Regions from separate parts of the Mus musculus genome. Here region 2 is linked to region 1. The links are chromatin loops, found by intact Hi-C in ENCODE. Cell type or tissue: heart. All regions are shown on one strand. Links, peaks and the distances in the headings refer to the core of each region. The heading gives the core; the rest is flanking DNA. Region 1 holds the start of Slc7a8 (solute carrier family 7 (cationic amino acid transporter, y+ system), member 8). Region 2 overlaps Slc7a8 (solute carrier family 7 (cationic amino acid transporter, y+ system), member 8).

The links. Peaks named below come from ENCODE experiments on the same cell type or tissue, not always from the same donor. Only the 100,000 strongest peaks of a DNase experiment are listed, where the experiment ranks them.
Region 2: it touches region 1 in a loop (2.1-fold over the local background); 9 of 42 quality-filtered maps call a loop at or near these places.

Annotation. Positions count from the first base shown.
Region 1 is chr14:54,777,795-54,786,127 of GRCm38, forward strand. Slc7a8 (solute carrier family 7 (cationic amino acid transporter, y+ system), member 8) reads right to left here and starts at 4,092. Exons shown (of 11, transcript NM_016972.2): 1 at 3,386-4,092. The coding sequence starts at 3,533. It also overlaps a transcript of Rnf212b not described here. In heart, for the core only: no CTCF peak of the experiment used is centred there; DNase peaks (open chromatin) are centred at 3,417 and 4,147; H3K4me3 peaks cover 1,707 bases; H3K27ac peaks cover 1,279 bases; H3K27me3 peaks cover 940 bases.
Region 2 is chr14:54,727,981-54,736,313 of GRCm38, forward strand. Slc7a8 (solute carrier family 7 (cationic amino acid transporter, y+ system), member 8) reads right to left here. Exons shown (of 11, transcript NM_016972.2): 5 at 7,744-7,897; 6 at 7,074-7,197; 7 at 5,200-5,303; 8 at 1,353-1,449. Among named protein-coding and RNA genes, the nearest start is that of Cebpe, 20 kb to the left of the region's middle. In heart, for the core only: no CTCF peak of the experiment used is centred there; no DNase peak of the experiment used is centred there; H3K27me3 peaks cover 354 bases.

The sequences.
Region 1 (8,333 bases), core at 120-8,119:
CACAGGCTAATCCGTCACATGAAATCTGTCTCCCTCCCTCCCTTCTGTCCTTCTTCCAACTGACTCCAGTGTCTGGGAACACACTAAGCATACGGCCTACAGTCAAGCTGCACCTCCAAGTCAAAATTGTTGCTCAGGGAAACAACAACTGTGTCAACATTTTTAATAATTATCAAGATCTCTAAGAATTATCTTCACTACTCCATCTTCCCCCACATCCTCTAAAAGGCAGCTTAAAACTGGTTGTTGCTGACATCCTTTTTCTTCTCGTGCCTCCCACTGTTCCCTTATCTTGACCCCAGCTGCTGCCAGCCAAACCACACTGTTAATAGTCAGTGGTCCCAGTTTGATACACATGGATCTCAGCATCCTGATCCAACCATAGATAACTTCAGAGCGTGAGTTCATCGGTCCAGCTTACATTCTACGATGGCTGTGGATAAACTTTTATGAGCTTCTATGAAACATATTTTAATTTATTCTTTTAAACCAGCAGGGCATGAAACACATAGATCAGGGGCAAATGCTACTTTCCCATGCAGAATCTGATTCACTTAAATTAGTTGTCTCATTTCTGAAAAAGACTTATTTTATGTGGATGACTGCATGGTTAATGTATGTCCACTACATGCATGCCTGGTGCCCTTGGATGTCAGAGGAGGATGTTGAATCCCTTGGAACTGGGGTCAGAGGTGGTTGTGAGAGGCCCAGGGAGGGTGCAGGGGGAAAAACTTGAGTCCTCTGAAAGGGTATTATATACTTTTTTTTGAGCTTTTTAAGGTTTATTTATTTTTATGTGTATTAGTTTTGCCTACATTCATGATGCCTGTAGGGCAGGTCAGAAACCGGTGTCAGATGTCCTGCAACTAGAGTTATAGACAGTTATAAGCCACCAGAGAGTGCTGGGAACTGAACCTGGGTCCTCTGGAAGAAGAACAAGTGCTCTTAACCACTGAGCCATTTCCCCAGCCCTTCCTGTGTCTTTTCAAATGACTTTATTTTCCTTTATCCTACAGTGTTAATACAGAGGGCCAGGTCACTGGGCTCAGCATAGATGTTTGCACTTGGTCTTGTCATCACCCACTTAGAAATCCCCCAGAAGAGGGTGTGGCACCGTCTCTTCACTTTGGCATCTTAATGGTCATGCATGAGGGAAGGTAGAAAAGATTTTCTCCGTGTAATCTTTAAGAAGAAAGTTCTTTCTCATCTCAGCTGAAGTGAATGTAACATGATTCTAACACTCTGGAAAAATATCGTGATTTCCCTAAAACCACCCAGAGTATCCAGCCAGATTTGTCATTCTCACTCTGATGTCACCATGAGGAGCTTTTTCTCTCACTGAAGTGCAGCCCAGGAGGCTGTGGACAGATCAGTAGTGACACTTACCCTGGAACCGTATTTGTACCTGAACATCCCCATTTCTTCAAAGACATGGAATGGATATTTAAAAAAAAAAAAACCTTTAGTATATAGGAGAATATCCTCTATCCATGAAAATCTACATGTATTGGGGAATGGGCGAGCAAAGCAGAGTCTGGAAGAAAAAGGGTTGAGTGTGTGTGTATGTATGAGTGTGTGTATGTGTGAGTGTGTGTATGTGTGAGTGTGTATATGAGTATGTGTGTAAGAGTGTGTGTGTATATGTGTGTATGTGTGTATTGTGAGTGTGTGTGTATGTATGTATGAGTATGTATGTGTATGAGTATGTGTGTATGTGTCTATATACATATGTATGAGTTTGTATATGTGTGTGAGTATATGTATGTATATGTATGTGAGTATGTTTGTGTGTGTGTGCACGCGTGTGCACATCTGTGTATGAATCAGATACTTCTTCAAGGTAGGGTGGGTGGATGCTAACTCTATCAGTCAAATTGATGAAAGACATAACAGGCTCTGGTTTATTTATAGATCTTAAATTGGCATGTGTTCTACAGGTTGTGTTGAATTAAAAAATATGATAAGACCAGATAATGCGAGCTTCAGATCATGACGGCTGTTTTGTAGATCTGTTCCCTCAGAGCATTGTTTCTTTATAACTGTAAGGATTTGGAGTAATTAGATAACATTCCATTTTGAAAAGGGGTTGGAAAGAACATGGTCACTGAAGTCGGGGTGGAGAGGTGAAGAGGATTATCTGAATGCTGTACTGATTTTATTTGACTTCAAGGATGTTCTCCAGTGTCACTCTTTCTCTGGTGCCAAATGTCCCTGAGCTGTTCACGGAACACTGTTACACCAACAGAAACTAGTTTATGGGCAGCAAGAAACAGTATACCTTCACCAAGGAACTCCGGAGAGAGAGAACACGGAGACGCGTCTGAGACTGAGAGTCTTGTCGTACTTTCCCTGGGACAAAGCCCTCCACCAAAGATAGCAGACCAAAGCCCCCTTTGGGAGAGAGGGCAGTGATGAGCCACAGCCCAGCACCCATTTGCAGGGCTTCCTTGCAAAGACAAGAGTGTCCTACGTAGGCAAGGGAGTTGTCTCTGGAAGCCCGAGCCTTGCACATGTGCTCTTGGGAAGCGAGACCTATACTGGTTCTCTCTGGATCACCCAGCTCCTCTCCTAAAGAGCTTCCAAGCCAGAGCACACATTTCACCCATGAATTCCTCCTGTACCCCACAATCTACCACCTCCCAGTTCCCGCTAAGAACCTCACAGGGTCTTCTGTGGGTGTTAACAGACAGGCGCCCCCAACTAGGTAACCAGAAAAAAACAAAAAACAAAAAAACAAAAACAAAAAAACCTGGAAAACTCCATTTCAAGAACACAGTCAAGTCAGCTGGTTCTCCCTTCCATATTTTCCTCATCTGAGACAGCTCGGCTGTCACATCTGTTTCACAAGTGCTTCATAGGATGGGCCAGCCTATGAAGAACCATGATTATAAAGCATTTTTATTACTGTTTTTTTACTATTCGAGGCATTACACACCACAGTGCTTCATAACATAAGACAACATAATACTAAATATGCTTCAAACACAGATTCACAGCCTGCAGAGGGTGGCTGCACAGAAGCTAGTTAAAAATCCATGTGTCAGCCCGAATTAGGCTCTCCTGGATCAGAACTGCCTAGTGACAAGCCGGAAAGAATTTGTTACACTTCTAATAAATTCCCAGGCAATACTTGGGACGCAGAGCCTGTATGGTTCCTGACTCTTGTTTGTTCTATTCTAAGGAGAGAACAGCTCAGCCTGGCTTGGCTGAAGCGATGTATGACAGACATCACTTCCATAGCTCCGACTTGACCGGTGCAGTTGGACAACACAAGTCACAGACAAAGCAAAGCTGCCTTTGAGGCTTTGGCGGGGTTAAAGTCCCTCGAAGGACCCCCGGAGAGAGGGTGGGATGGCGCCGGGGGCCGCAAAGGACCTGGACTCACCTACAATGATACCACAGGCGCTGACCAATCCGATCTCTTTCTTCAGGGCTACTCCGCCCCCTCCCGAGCTAGCCTCGGCCTCAGGGCTGGTGTCAGAACCCGGGTGGTTCTTCGCGGTGTTGTTTCGCTGGCGGGCTCCCTTTTCCATCTTTCTCCGTAGGGTTCCGACCACCCAAAGCGAAAAAGAGCAGTCTTTTTCTAAACGCTCGTGCGTGTAAACGTATAGATATGTGGAAAAACAGAGTTTCCAATTAGAACGCCCTTTTCCGAAAACAGAGTGCGCTCCTACCCTCTAAAAGTGACAGCAAATGAGAGTCACACGTGTCACTGCCTAACAAACAAGGGCCGTGTTTTTAAATGGAAGGCAAAGAATATATATATATATAAATACAAAAATAGAACTGTACCAGCGACTCCAGCTGGAATTCTCCGGAAAGCGTTTATCTTCAGAAGCCCAGGATCGCTCTGCTCGGTGTACCGGGCGGCGGCTTGCTCTGGTCAGGATTTCCCTGCAGCCCTCCTAATGAAACAGATCGCCTCCACCTTCCCTTAAGTCTCTTCTACGATGAGGGTAAAAGTAGTTCTTCTTAGCTGAGGGAGCGGAGGAGGAGCCGTGCTCAGGTACTTTCTTGCTCGCCGGCTCTGGATCAGGTTTCCACCTGCTGCGGTCGCCCCTTCCTTCTCGCCCTTGTCGGCTCCGAGCTCCGTGCTCACTCCGCAGATCGCTCCATCTGTGAGGGCAGGGTGGCTGCTGCGCTCGCGAATGTGCTTCCCTTTCGGCTGCGGCGTTTATTTGCGGACCGAGGCTCCGCCCCCCACCTCCTCCATCCTTAAGCCGCATCTCCTCCCTCTTCTTCTATTTAATTATTAGTACCCCCTACCCCCAAAGATCACGGAGGAAGGGGCTTAAAACATTTTCTTTTCTTTTCATAGTGGGAGCAAGGGAAGGGTGGGCCGCAGGGGGAAGTCACTAGCCAAGGCTTCATCTCAGGTCGCACAGCATTTGTGAACTCTATAAGGGCACACGGTTCTGCGGGCTTCTAATGCCTTCAGAAACACACTGGCCAGTGTACTAAGATGTTTAGGTGTGGATCATTTGAGGACAAGGTCGAGAAAGCTGCAGAGATATTGCCATCAAGCTGTTTCATGAAATAGGGGGTGGTTTTGGTGTGTGTGGGGGGGGGCAATGTGGAAGAACTTTAAGCTGAAGAGTTTCTTTTAGGGACTGTCATGAAAGCTAAATAAAATTATGAAGAATATGGGGTAGTTGCAACGTTTTTCCGAAGCAGGATAAGGAGGATTCTGGCCTGCCCCATGACCCCTAATATTTTATCACAAATTATTTGAACTTCAGACAGGAGGTCGTGAGCCCCTCACCGATCATGAAACAGACGTGTTGATGCTAAGAATGGTAATGGTTAAGAATATTAACATTGCACCCCCATTTCCTTGAAGAATGTAATTCAAAACAGTTGCTCCACCTCAAGAACTGTGTCTATTTCTAACTGTAAAGTGCTTTGAAGAAAACAACAACAACAAAACAACCATGAAACAATATTATAGACCATGCTGAAAAACTAAAGTTTTTTTTTACATAGTCTATACAAAATGATTTGATTTTAAAATGAGTCTAAAAAATAAAATTCCAAAGGGCCTGGTGGCACACACATCTTTAATCCGAGCACTTGGGATGCAGAGGCAGGCAGATCTCCTTGAGTTTAAGGCTAGCCAGAGGTCCAAAGTGAAATTCTGTCTCAATAAGACAAACTAAATTCCCCAATCTGACCACTAATTACGCAAATTTGGCTTCACTCATTTTTTTAAGAAAAACACTAAAAAACTTGGACTTTTCAAGAAAATAAAAAAGTTAAGCCCTTTAGGAATGGGGTTGGCTAAGCTATCTAGAACGGCTCTTCCGGATAGGGTAAAGTCCAGACAATGAACGGTCTCCCTTCCCGCCTGCCCCTTGCTCACCCTACTCAGCAAGTATCAAGAGGTTTCAAAGGTTGAGATCTCAACTCCTTCTCCTTTTGCTGCTCTAAGATACAGCAGATTGAAAGCCTCAGCAAAAAGAGAAGAGAGTGGGGGATCGTGTAAATCATTTTCAACAGAGAAAACAGACAAGGTTGGGCTAGATAGCACAAGACTCCCAGGGAGGAAGTGAGGGGACATGGAGGAAAGTGAATTGTCTCTGGTCTTTTTTTAAACAAGCTTAGGAAGCACACGGGGACATTTGATGGTTTCATTATTAAGCAAATCCAATTTGAAGACTTCTGCCCAGATCGCAACATCAAGGGATAAAACCTTTCTGCTTCTCAAATGTGAGTTCTTTCAGTGATACTTTGTCGTTTCCATTTAGATGGCGCAGGCTTAGTGTGTGATGGATTTGGGAATCTCTCCAGAAAGGTGTGCAAACACAGAGTAATGTGCAAGCCTCCAGATCTGAGAAGTTGGAAAATAAAGACAATTACAAGTTCTATAAATCTCGAACCAAACAGATTTGGGGGTGGGTGGGTTCAGTGTGGCACCGAACGGGAAAGGGAGGCTTGTTAAAAACTGATATTTTTGTTTCTTTAGTATTTGGGATTTATGAGTGGTTTGCAGCTGCTTATTGATGGTGAGATATGAAATCTAGAAAATGGATCTCCCTCTTCACAGGGGCCTTTCATTCTTACTATGTCTCTAGGCTGGTGACGTTATCATGGCATAAATGCTGCGTGCCTCAAAAATCCATACAGCTAGTATTGGTCACAAGAAAGAAAGATGTCTCAGTGTAATTCGTCGAGAAAAATTTGTGAAAAAAATTAATGGACATTCCTTATATTTTGGTTACTCAATTCGCAGATCTGGTCCTCATCCATCTTTGTGTTCTAACTTTCCTTTTTGAGTTTAAACACTGCTGTACAACTTTCCTGAACAATGTCTCATTTCCCCCTCTCCATCAGTTTTGAGCCAGGGTCTGGCCTTCACCTCACTATATAGATAAGGCTGGCCTTGAACTCAGAGTGATCTGCCCACCTCTGCCTCCCAAGTGCTGAGATTCAAGGTGCACAGCCCCAAGTCTGGCTAACAAAGCCAATTTTTGTTGTGTTTGTGTTTGTTTTAGACAGGGTCTCCCTAAGTAACCCTGGCTGGCCTGGGACTGGTCATGTAGACCAAGTTAGCCAGATACTCACAGAGCTCTGCTGGGGTTAAGGGAATGTGCCACCAAGCCCAGGTAGACCCAGTTATTCTTGAATATTTATTTTTTATTTTTAAGTTGCTGATTTGAAATGTAGAGCCTTGACAGTCATGGCTCGTCCACTGAGCTAACCCCTCCCCATAGCTTGTATTTTCAGTATTTTAAAATATTAGGCTAAGACTTAAAGAAGTGTCTTCCTAGAGGTCAAACACTGGATTTGGTCCTGGGCAAAGCAGGTTGTTACTGGTTCACACCAAGCTTTCTCAAGACACTGTAACTACTTGTCAATAACCTCTTTCACCGGGAGAGAAACCAAGAGAAACCATGATCAAGGTCTTCTGTTTGTTGCTGGTGATTTGAAATGGGTCACATTCTGTAGCCCAGGCTAGCCTCAGGATCATTTAGCCTCAGGGCCTGGTGTGTTTTGAGTTAATGTTGTAACTTTTTTTTAACTTAAAACACGCATGCCTTTAATCCCAGCACTTGGGAGGCAGAGACAGGTGGATTTCTGAGTTTGAGGCCAGCCTGGTCTACAAAGTGAGTTCCAGGACAGCCAGGACTATACAGAGAAACCCTGTCTCGAAAAACAAAAAAAACAAAAAAACCAAAAAAAACAAAAAAAAAAAAACAAAACCAAAACAAAACAAAACAAAAAAAACAGAAAAAAAAAAAAAGAAAAAAGAAAAAGGTTTAAGACATTTTTGATGTTGGCACTTCTAATCTGTCCAGTGAAACTCGTGGGCCTTAACCTAGCCTCCTGACATTTACCACTGCATTTATACACACCTCTCTTTTGGATATTTCTCAAAGCACTTACTTTTAGTACAGTCCTATTTCCAGTAACTTGGAGACTGGTTTCATAATTTTGCTTGTTGAAAATAAGAAATTGGTCCCTTTAACAAGGAAAGATGTTTGCTGGAAGGGTCATTTCCTTGCAAATACTCATGATCTTAGAGAAAGGTTGTGTGTGGCTGACACCTACTGACTCCTTTGTCAAAAAGGAGTGGGCAGGGGTGGGGGCACACCACTGCAATAGTGGGCCTGCTGGTTGTCCCCTTGAGAAAGGGCTGATAAAACGTGTTAGCACAAAAGAACAGCGCATGCAACCAAGCCACTCTATTCCTGGCTTGCTTTGTTTCGGGACCTAACTGCACTTTATTCTTGGTCTTTGTGAGGGAGCTGTGAAGTCAGGTCACTAATGAGGGCCTGACTGCCCCCTTTGAGCCATTTCACAGCCCTTGCTGTGCGCTCTTCTTATACAGGGTTGTCCAAAGCCAGAAAGAACCTTTCTTCAAAGCTAAGCCCACAGACTGGGCATGAAAGCTCAGGTCTATAATCCCAACACACAGGAGGCTGAAACCAAAGCATTGATGTCAGTTCAGGACAATCTGGGGTATAGTGTGAAACTTTCTCAAAATACGTACATGGTTATGTAAATAAGTAAAACTAAAGCTATGACTAGGTATGGTGGAACATGGGTATCTCAGTACTAGAGATACTAAGTACTAAGTACTAGAGATACTCAGTACTAAGTCTGGGGGATCTCGAGGCAGCTTAGGCTACTTAATGTGTTAAATCAAGCCTGGGATACACATCAAAACCCGTCTGTAAAATCAAACAAACAAGCAAAAAAAAAAAAAAAAAAAAAAAAAAAACCCAACCACTAGTCCTTGCAGAGAACAAAGGCTCAGTTCCTAGCTCTGGTGTGGCAGCTCACAAGCACTTGTAACTCCATTTCCAGAGGATACATCGCCCTCTGCTGGCCTA
Region 2 (8,333 bases), core at 320-8,319, 50 kb before region 1:
TAAGTAGCTGGCTTCAAACTCAAGAGATCTGCCTCCCTCTGCCTCTGGAATGTTGGGATTGAAGGTGTGTGCCACTATGTCTGGTTTAACATAATTTGTAAAACTTTATTCAAGATTCAGAAAGAAAATAAAAATTAATTCAAGCCGGGCGTGGTGGCCGCACGCCTTTAATCCCAGCACTCAGGAGGCAGAGGCAGGTGGATTTCTGAGTTCGAGGCCAGCCTGGTCTACAAAGTGAGTTCCAGGACAGCCAGGGCTATACAGAGAAACCCTGTCTCAAAAAACCAAAAAAAAAAAAAAAAAATTCATTCAAAAAAATGAATGAGGACAAGTCTTTGTTCCTTCTTTTGACTCTCTAAGTCAGTGGGTTCGCAACCTTCCCAATGCTGCCACCCTTTACTACAGTTCTTCAAGCTGTGGTGATCCCGAACATTAAGATTATTTTGTTGTCGTCTGTAGAGATGGTTCAGCAGTTAAGACTGCTCTTCCAGAGGACCCAACAAGTTCAATTCACAGCACCTACATGGCAGCTCACAACTGTCTGTAACTCCGGTCCCAGGGGCCCTCACATCCTCCCATTGGCATACATGCAGGCAAAACGCCATGAAATAAAAATAAATAAATTATTAAAAATCATTTGTTGCCACTTCATAAGTGTAATTTGCTACTATTAAGGATAGTAATGCAAATATCTGGTATTCAGGATATCTGATATGCCACCCCTGTGGGAGTCACAACCCACAGGCTGAGAACCACTGTTCTCAAAGATTCTGCTTTTCGTTAGAAACCCCATTTCTTCCCTGTTCAAAGCTGCCTCTTCTCCACTCCCCAGTTTATGAGTTTTCCTCTGCCTGTGTTTCTTATCAGGTGTACCCTGACCTAGATTTATTTTGATGGCATTTTCCAAGAGGCTGACAGAGGACCCTAGGCAGGAAGTTGGTGGGGTTGGAGGGAAGGGTGAGCTGGGCAGGGACTGGCAGAGGCTCAGAGCTGTGGCCTGTGGTAGCAGGTGCCAGTAAGCCCAGGAGCAGAGACAGGATTTTGTGAGGTTTTGGCATTTCAAGTCTTTTCAGTCTGAGCCAACAGAATAGGAGGAGAAAAATGAGTCAGTCTGAGAGTTGTAGGTGTTTTAGACTCAGGATCTTTCCTAATTATATCCCTTGGCATTCATAAAGCCAGTGGCCACATCCGCCACCTTAGCTAGGGCCTAGTGAAATGCAGAACTAGATGAGAAGGGTGACAGATATGTGCAGATAGTGTGACTCCCAAAGAAGACCACGCTCAAAGCGAAGGGAGGACCTGTGCAAGGCTGGCAGCAGCAGGGGGAGGGGGTGGGGCAGGGGGCTCCTTACTGTGAAGAGCAGGGCTGGGATTGGAGTGCAGCGCTTCACGTGGATCATGGCCAACACACTGGGAAGGTGGCCTTCTCTGGCTCCAGCAAAGAACAGCCTGGCAAGGAGAAAAGTCGGTCAGCCTGGGATAGCCTGTGCACCACTAAGCTGGGATACCATCGCTGTGCCATCCTTTGGCCCACGCAGCAGCCCCCTCCACAGGCTAGGAACCTGCCTTTGTGTGCACGCTCTCCGGCACTACGTTCACAAATGCAGGCACAGGCAAACCAGAGGCAGCCAATGGATGGGTGCACAGATCCGGGGGGCGTGGAGACTGATTGTAGCTGGCTCAGGGCACTGTCACTCTGAATCACCCCCCTGCTCAGGTCTACAAAGCTACAGGATCAGCCCCTCTGCCCTTATTTTTTGTCTTTGGTTCTTTGAGACACATTCCCATGCAGCCCACGTGGCCCTGAACTTCTCTGTAGCCAAGATGGGCCTTGAATTCCTGTTCCTCCTGCCTCTACTTCCTTAATACTAGTGTTATGGCCCATCCCACTACCTGGCTGTGTTTTTCCTTTATGTAAGAAACTTCTTGTCCTTAAGGGTTATTGATTCCCTGGCACACAGCTCCGAGCCACCTGTGCACTGCTGTAACAGCATTCTTATCATATCCAGGGACTCAGCTGCTTCTGTGAGATCGGAGAGAGGCCATGGGCTGGAAAAACACAGGTGGGGACCTTGGAGGGACACTGAAAAGTTCTGGGTGGTGGCTTCTTGGGTGTCCATAACCATCACAACTTCTCAATCACACTTGAAATTTGTGCAGTTGACTGTATGTACAAGACACCTAAACTTTATACCCATAGAGATAAGCATTCTAGCCCCAAGAAGCCTTCTTAAAAAAACCAAAAACCCTAATAGAGAGGTGCTGAAAGGTACACACACACACAAAAGGCTCTGGCAGGCACTCAACTGCAAGTGTTCTGGATGCTTAAAATTATGATATTGGTTAAAGAAATTAGGATTTATCTATAAGATGGACAATGGTGAAGTTAAAAAAATCATGTTTTTTTTTTAAGTCTTTTTACTTCATGTGTCCATATGGTGTTTGTCTGAATGCATGTCTGCATACTGTGTTGAGCAGTGTTGGTGAAGGCCAGCAGAGTCAGCTCGTTACAGATGGTTGAGCCGCCGTGTGGGTGCTGGGCGTTGAATCTGGGCCATCTCTCCAGCCCTCAAAATCATGTTTCTGAAGAAAATGATTATGTGAGAACATGCTCACAATACGACATCAAACAAAAATGCAGACTGTAAACCAGGGATCCTAAGCTGGGCAAGGTGGCACATGCCCGTGAACCCAGCACACAGATCCTGAGGCAGGGGATTTCCCATTTGAGGCCAGTCTTATGAGACCCCCCTCTCACAAATAGGCAGAGGGCAGGAAGGCTGGCTCAGGGGTTAAGGCACTTGTTGCTCTTGCAGAGGAACTGGGTTTGATTCCCAGCACCCACATGGTGGCTCATAACCATCTGCAATTCGAGTTTGAGGGGGACCTGACACCCTCTTCCCACTCTGTGGGTGCCAAGCACACACATGGTTCATAGACATACATGCAGGCAAATTCACACACATTAAAAAGCGATTTTTAAAAGTTTAAGAAATGGGGGTAGTATACACCCTTGGAAGAGAAGGAGATAGTGGAGAAGACAAGGAGAGACCCAGACTCACAGAAAGAGCAACACTGAAAGCAACCCCTTCCCTCTTTTCTCTTTATGTCTCTTTCAAACAAAACAAAACAACACAAACTCCCCAAAATCCACCACCAACAAAAACAATTGTGTAACTGCCAGCAGTTATTACATGTTAGTGTTAATAATCTGTTTTCTTTAAAAAGCTTAAGTTCATTTGCGTATTTGTTTGTGTGTGTGCTATCTGTGGCACACTCATGAAGGTCAAAAGACAATTTGTGTGAGCCAGTTTCCTTCTGCCACCATGTGAGTTGGGTTCCTGGGGTCAAGCTCAGATCACCTTTACCTGCTGAGCCACCTAATGGATGAGAGGAAGGTGACAGTGTGACAGTGCACAGGCTTTTGCTATCTGTAGCCCAGGCTGGCCTGGAAGTCTTGGCCTTCCTGGTCTAGCCTTCTGAGGGCTGAGATGGGAGGTGTATGCTCCCACACCCGGCCTAAGAGAACTGCCACTCCATGCTTTGTCTGTAGGGGGGAATGTGGTGGCAGCAGCAGCTAGAAGTACAGGAGGTGGCTGTGACTCCGAGTACCCATAAGCAGTGTCATCATAGCTACTTGGGCCGGCTTCCCTAATTTTGTGCAGATACATGCAGCCCATCTCTTCTTCATGCTAAGGTCCTTTCCAGCCAGCACAGCCTCATGCAATAGAACCTGGGGGGCTCTGTGGGCTTCACCATGCACATAGTCAGGCTCTCATGCATATGCACATTGTCAGGCTCTCATGCATATTCTCTATGTACAGCCAGCACCAAGTATAACTAACTGTCCAGGTCTAACAGCCCCACGTCACAAGAAACAATCCCAACTAGGGAACAATGGAGAATATGATGTAACACACACACACACACACACACACACACACACACACACACACACACACACACATCCACACCCGCAGGTGTGCGCACACATGCATACACTCTCAGCTTGCTCAGCAAGAACCATCCGACTCAAACTTGGGGACAAAAAAAGAATGAAAGAAAGGAAGGACGGAAGAGAGTAGTCGGTGAGCTGAGGTGGCTTGGGTGAGGAGGCCACATCTCTGGCGTCTCCTGCATGCACATGACTAACGCTGCATGCATGCAGACCACTGTGTGGCCTGCCTGAGGGACAAACCCCAAACTAAAGCGACTGTGGCCAGCCATTCTCCTCCAACAGATCTCAGGGAGTCTCATGGGTCAGGGCTCTTCCACTGCTCGCCCTCTGCCAGGGCCTCCACGTGGCCACAGCTCCTGTGTAACACGCACACGAGGTTGCTACGGGTGAGTGTGGGTTCCCCGCCATCACAGGTGACACCCACACTCCTTCTTGACTGCTCTGGATCCTGGGAACATGGCAGTCTCTGTCATCTCACCAGAATTTCTCTGGGATGTATCCGGTGGCGTGGGAGACAACTGAGCCAAGACTCATCTTTTAAATAGGACCAGGCTTCTAGGGCACAGAAACCCTGTGGGCCACACAAATGGTAACCCTTTCATACACATACACCCAGAGATGGCAGGAAGGGACATAAAGGAGGGGTCTGACCCCTGGGTAAATGGGGCAAGGCTCCAGGGCCCACTCATGTTTCTGGCTTCCCAAGGAATTCTGAGTTGGGGTTGTGGCTACTGGCTTTCACACTGACAAAAGTTTCCATTGTATTCCTCCCTACTTGAGCCTGTGGCCTCCCACAGTACCTGCCTCTCGAGTAAGGAGTAGCCCTGCCTTCTCAGGACACTCTGAGGGATCTCTCCCAGGTAGAGTCTGGCTCCAGACATTCATGAGAGGCCAGACCTAGAGGTTTCAGGCACAAGAATTCTTGGTTTCTTTCAAAGTAGGGTTTCTTTCTGGCTGATAGTAGCCCACATCCACACAAAGGGGAGAGGGGACTCTAGGAATGTAGCCAAGATACTATCCTGCTGCCTACCACAGCTCTGTTTCTTCCAAAGCAAGGTGAGCTTCCTTGCACGCCCCCTATCATAGGTCACCCTCAAAGCAGCAAGACCCCCTTAGCACCCACACTGACATGCGTGCTCCCACAAAGCCACCACTCAGGAGTGGAGACAGACAAGTTCATCAAATACACACAGCAACGTGGACAGAAAAGTGGCCCAGAAGGGCCTCCGTCCATCACTCACCGGGAGGAGGTGAAGAGGGAGCCATTGACTCCACCAAACGTGGACAGGGCAACAGAAATGGGCATGATCCAGGCCATGACCCCGAGGAGTTTCTCTCCAAAAGTCTGGGGGGGGGGAAACAAGAAATGAGTGGAGACAAAGAGGTGAAACCCCCATTCCAGTCTATTCTTCGCTTTCACGGTGCCTGTCTCCCACCTACCCTGCCGACTCTCTCTGGCTAATCTTGAGAGCCCCGGCCCAGACTGCCATGCCACAGAGACAGCTACACATCAAAAACACACGCTGTGGCTTAGCTAGCTGAGGGGGCAATGTATGGTGGTGACAACAGTGATGAGCTAACACTTATCCTTGCTTATGAATGAGGAAACCGAGGCGCTTAGTGACCTATGGCTGACCTCAGATTGGACACTGGGGGAATGAAGGGGTCAGGAGCAGAGGCGAGGAGCTGTAAGTCAACCCTGTGCACACTACAGATGTTGCTGCACAGGGAGATTCACAGACTTGCAGTCTGATTCAGTTCCTACCCCCTCCTTAAACACGCTTACTTCTTTATTTTTTTCAGTGCTGGGGTCAAGCCCAGGGCCCTGCTTGTGTGAAGCACGTGCTCTGCCACTGAGCTATTGTCTCAGTTCTGGGTTTGCTATGTGTGGGCTTTAGTTTCCCATGTATAAAATAGAAATGGACCCTTAGTCAGACTTCCTAAATTCACAGAAGCAGACTATGATGGTAGGAAAATAAGGACCAGCTGTTTTTTCCTTTTCTTTTGAGACAGGGTTTCTCTGTGAAGCCCTGGCTGTCCTGGAACTCACTCTGTAGACCTCAAACTCAGAGATCTGCATCTGCCTGCCTCTGTCTTCTGAGTGCTGGGATGAAAGGCATGTGATACCACAGCCCGGCACAACTGGCTATTTCTTTAGCTGAGAAAGAAGCAGTTGTGAATTTATGGATGAGACTTCACACACACTTTAGTGTGTATATATAGTTTAGGGATAAGTCCTTTCTAGAGTCTCTGAGTCATGCTTATAGCACGAGCCTGGGGAGGTGGTGTCTAGAATAGATGTCCTGTTGGGCCTGGAGGCTGCTGGCTTTAGGAGGAGTTGGCCACGGACATGGCAGGGTATATTTATTTTCAAAGATGAGACATGTCATGACAGTGTTGGGTCTGAAGCGAAATGAAGGCTCAGCATGACTCCTGGGCCTCCCTCAGATAGCAGGTGTTCTGTGATCTCTTTGACCAAAGGGCATAAATCACTCTGATTTCTGAACTATTTACTGGCGCGCACGTGCGCATGTATATATATATATGTGTGTGTGTGTATCTATGTGTATTTGTATGCCTGTGTGGGTGTGTCTATGTGTGTGCATGTGCATGTGTGTGTGGTGTCTACGGGTGCATATGTGCGTGTGGATGGAACACAGGGCTTTGCACTTTACTACAGAATCATGCCCTTAGCCCTTCAATACCCAGCTTGCCCCAATGAGAGCAACCAGTTTGCCTGAGTTTGCATGGTTCCCAGAGAAAGAAAAAAACAGAGAGAATCCGTGTGCCTTGTACAGTGCATGCTTCCCTGTGGACCAGTCTGTCTTCCATAATCTGCAAGCTTATACGAGACGGTGGACTTGTTCCATAAAACATTAGATATTTCAATACCAAAGGCTAAATAGACTCTGTGCATCTTCTCAGGCAACCATGGTTGCTATTTTGGAACTAACCCCACCACTAGTTTGCTCCTGGGCACTTGGAAGATACCCTGTGGAGGGAGGACGCATGCAGATTTCAGCCTGAGGAGGTGGGATGACTTCCCATTCCATGGGGCTAAACAGGCAGATCCACACTGGCATTTCTTGGTTGGGGCCCCTGAGCAATTTCTTACCACAGCAACTGCATTGGAGGCTAGCAGCTCCTGGGGGGACATTGCAGTGACGTATGCAATATTAGCAAAGACGTACACAAATGTGACCAGTGGGATGGAGATGAAGATGGCTCTAGGAAGGTTCCTGTAGAGGGAGAGGAGGTCAGAGGGAAGCCTTTACCAGGGGACATGTTCTGCTGGGAAACTCCAGGAGCCTCGACCTGCTGTCTCTTGGCTGTTCCTCTATTTGGGAGGTAGGTTCTGACTCAGGTGGGGCAGGATTCTTTAGAGGAAATGGAACAGTTTAGGTCTAGAAATATGTTTCACCTGATTATCACCTCCTGACTCAGATTTGGACCCTGCACCCTTTCTACTGTCTTAAGATATAAAGCTGGGCCTGGCTCCAAACAGATAAAATGCCGAGACAACCCAGGATAGTTCCTTCTCTGTCGCAGCTCTGTGAACAGCTCTTGATTGTTCACTTGCCCTGGGACAGTCAGAGGATCCTTCCCCTTCTCTTAACAGGGTGGATGGCAAATGGTTCAAATTCCTGGGACATCAACTGTGGCTTCACGGTAGACCAGGACATGTCCCTGGAGAAGGGCAAGAAGTGAGTCTGTGTTTCCTTTTTCCGGAGGTGGGTCCTGTGCGGCCTAAGGGTGAACAGAAGAGCTAACCTCGTTTGACTCACTTGTAAGGATCCACAAGTTCCTCAGTCACATAATTAAGGAAGTTCCAGCCACCATAGGCAAAGGAGCCCTGGAGGAATGCCAGAGCAACGAGGCCGATGTCAGGTTCTTGGAAATTCTCAAATGCATTCTTTGGCTCCAGCCAGAAGAATTCTCCTGTGGACACAACAGGTAGGAGGCTTCTCAGAGAGACGAGCCCAGGCCCAGTAGCCCAATGGCCACCCCATGCATTGTCTGGACATCCTCTGCGGTGATATGCTAGCTCCTTGTCTGTGAACCTTCTGTGTGAGAGAAGGCCAGTAAGATGAAATCCAGGACCAGGACCTCCCGGAACCTGGAACCTCAGAACCAGGAGGCTAAACAGGGGCTCAGGCTCAAAGCACAGCTCAGAACATCCTTTTCAAAAGGGCAACAACATTGTTTAGAAGGAAAGTTCATGTAAATGGCAAAGCTAGTGTCAATGGCAGTCTCTGGACTACTTTTCTTGATATATTATTTGTGTTTTGTGAAGAAAGCATCAAGAGCAACCAACATTCAAGTTCTCACAGACCTAGAGCATTCTGTCAGTTCAAGTCTATTTTGTTTACTTTGC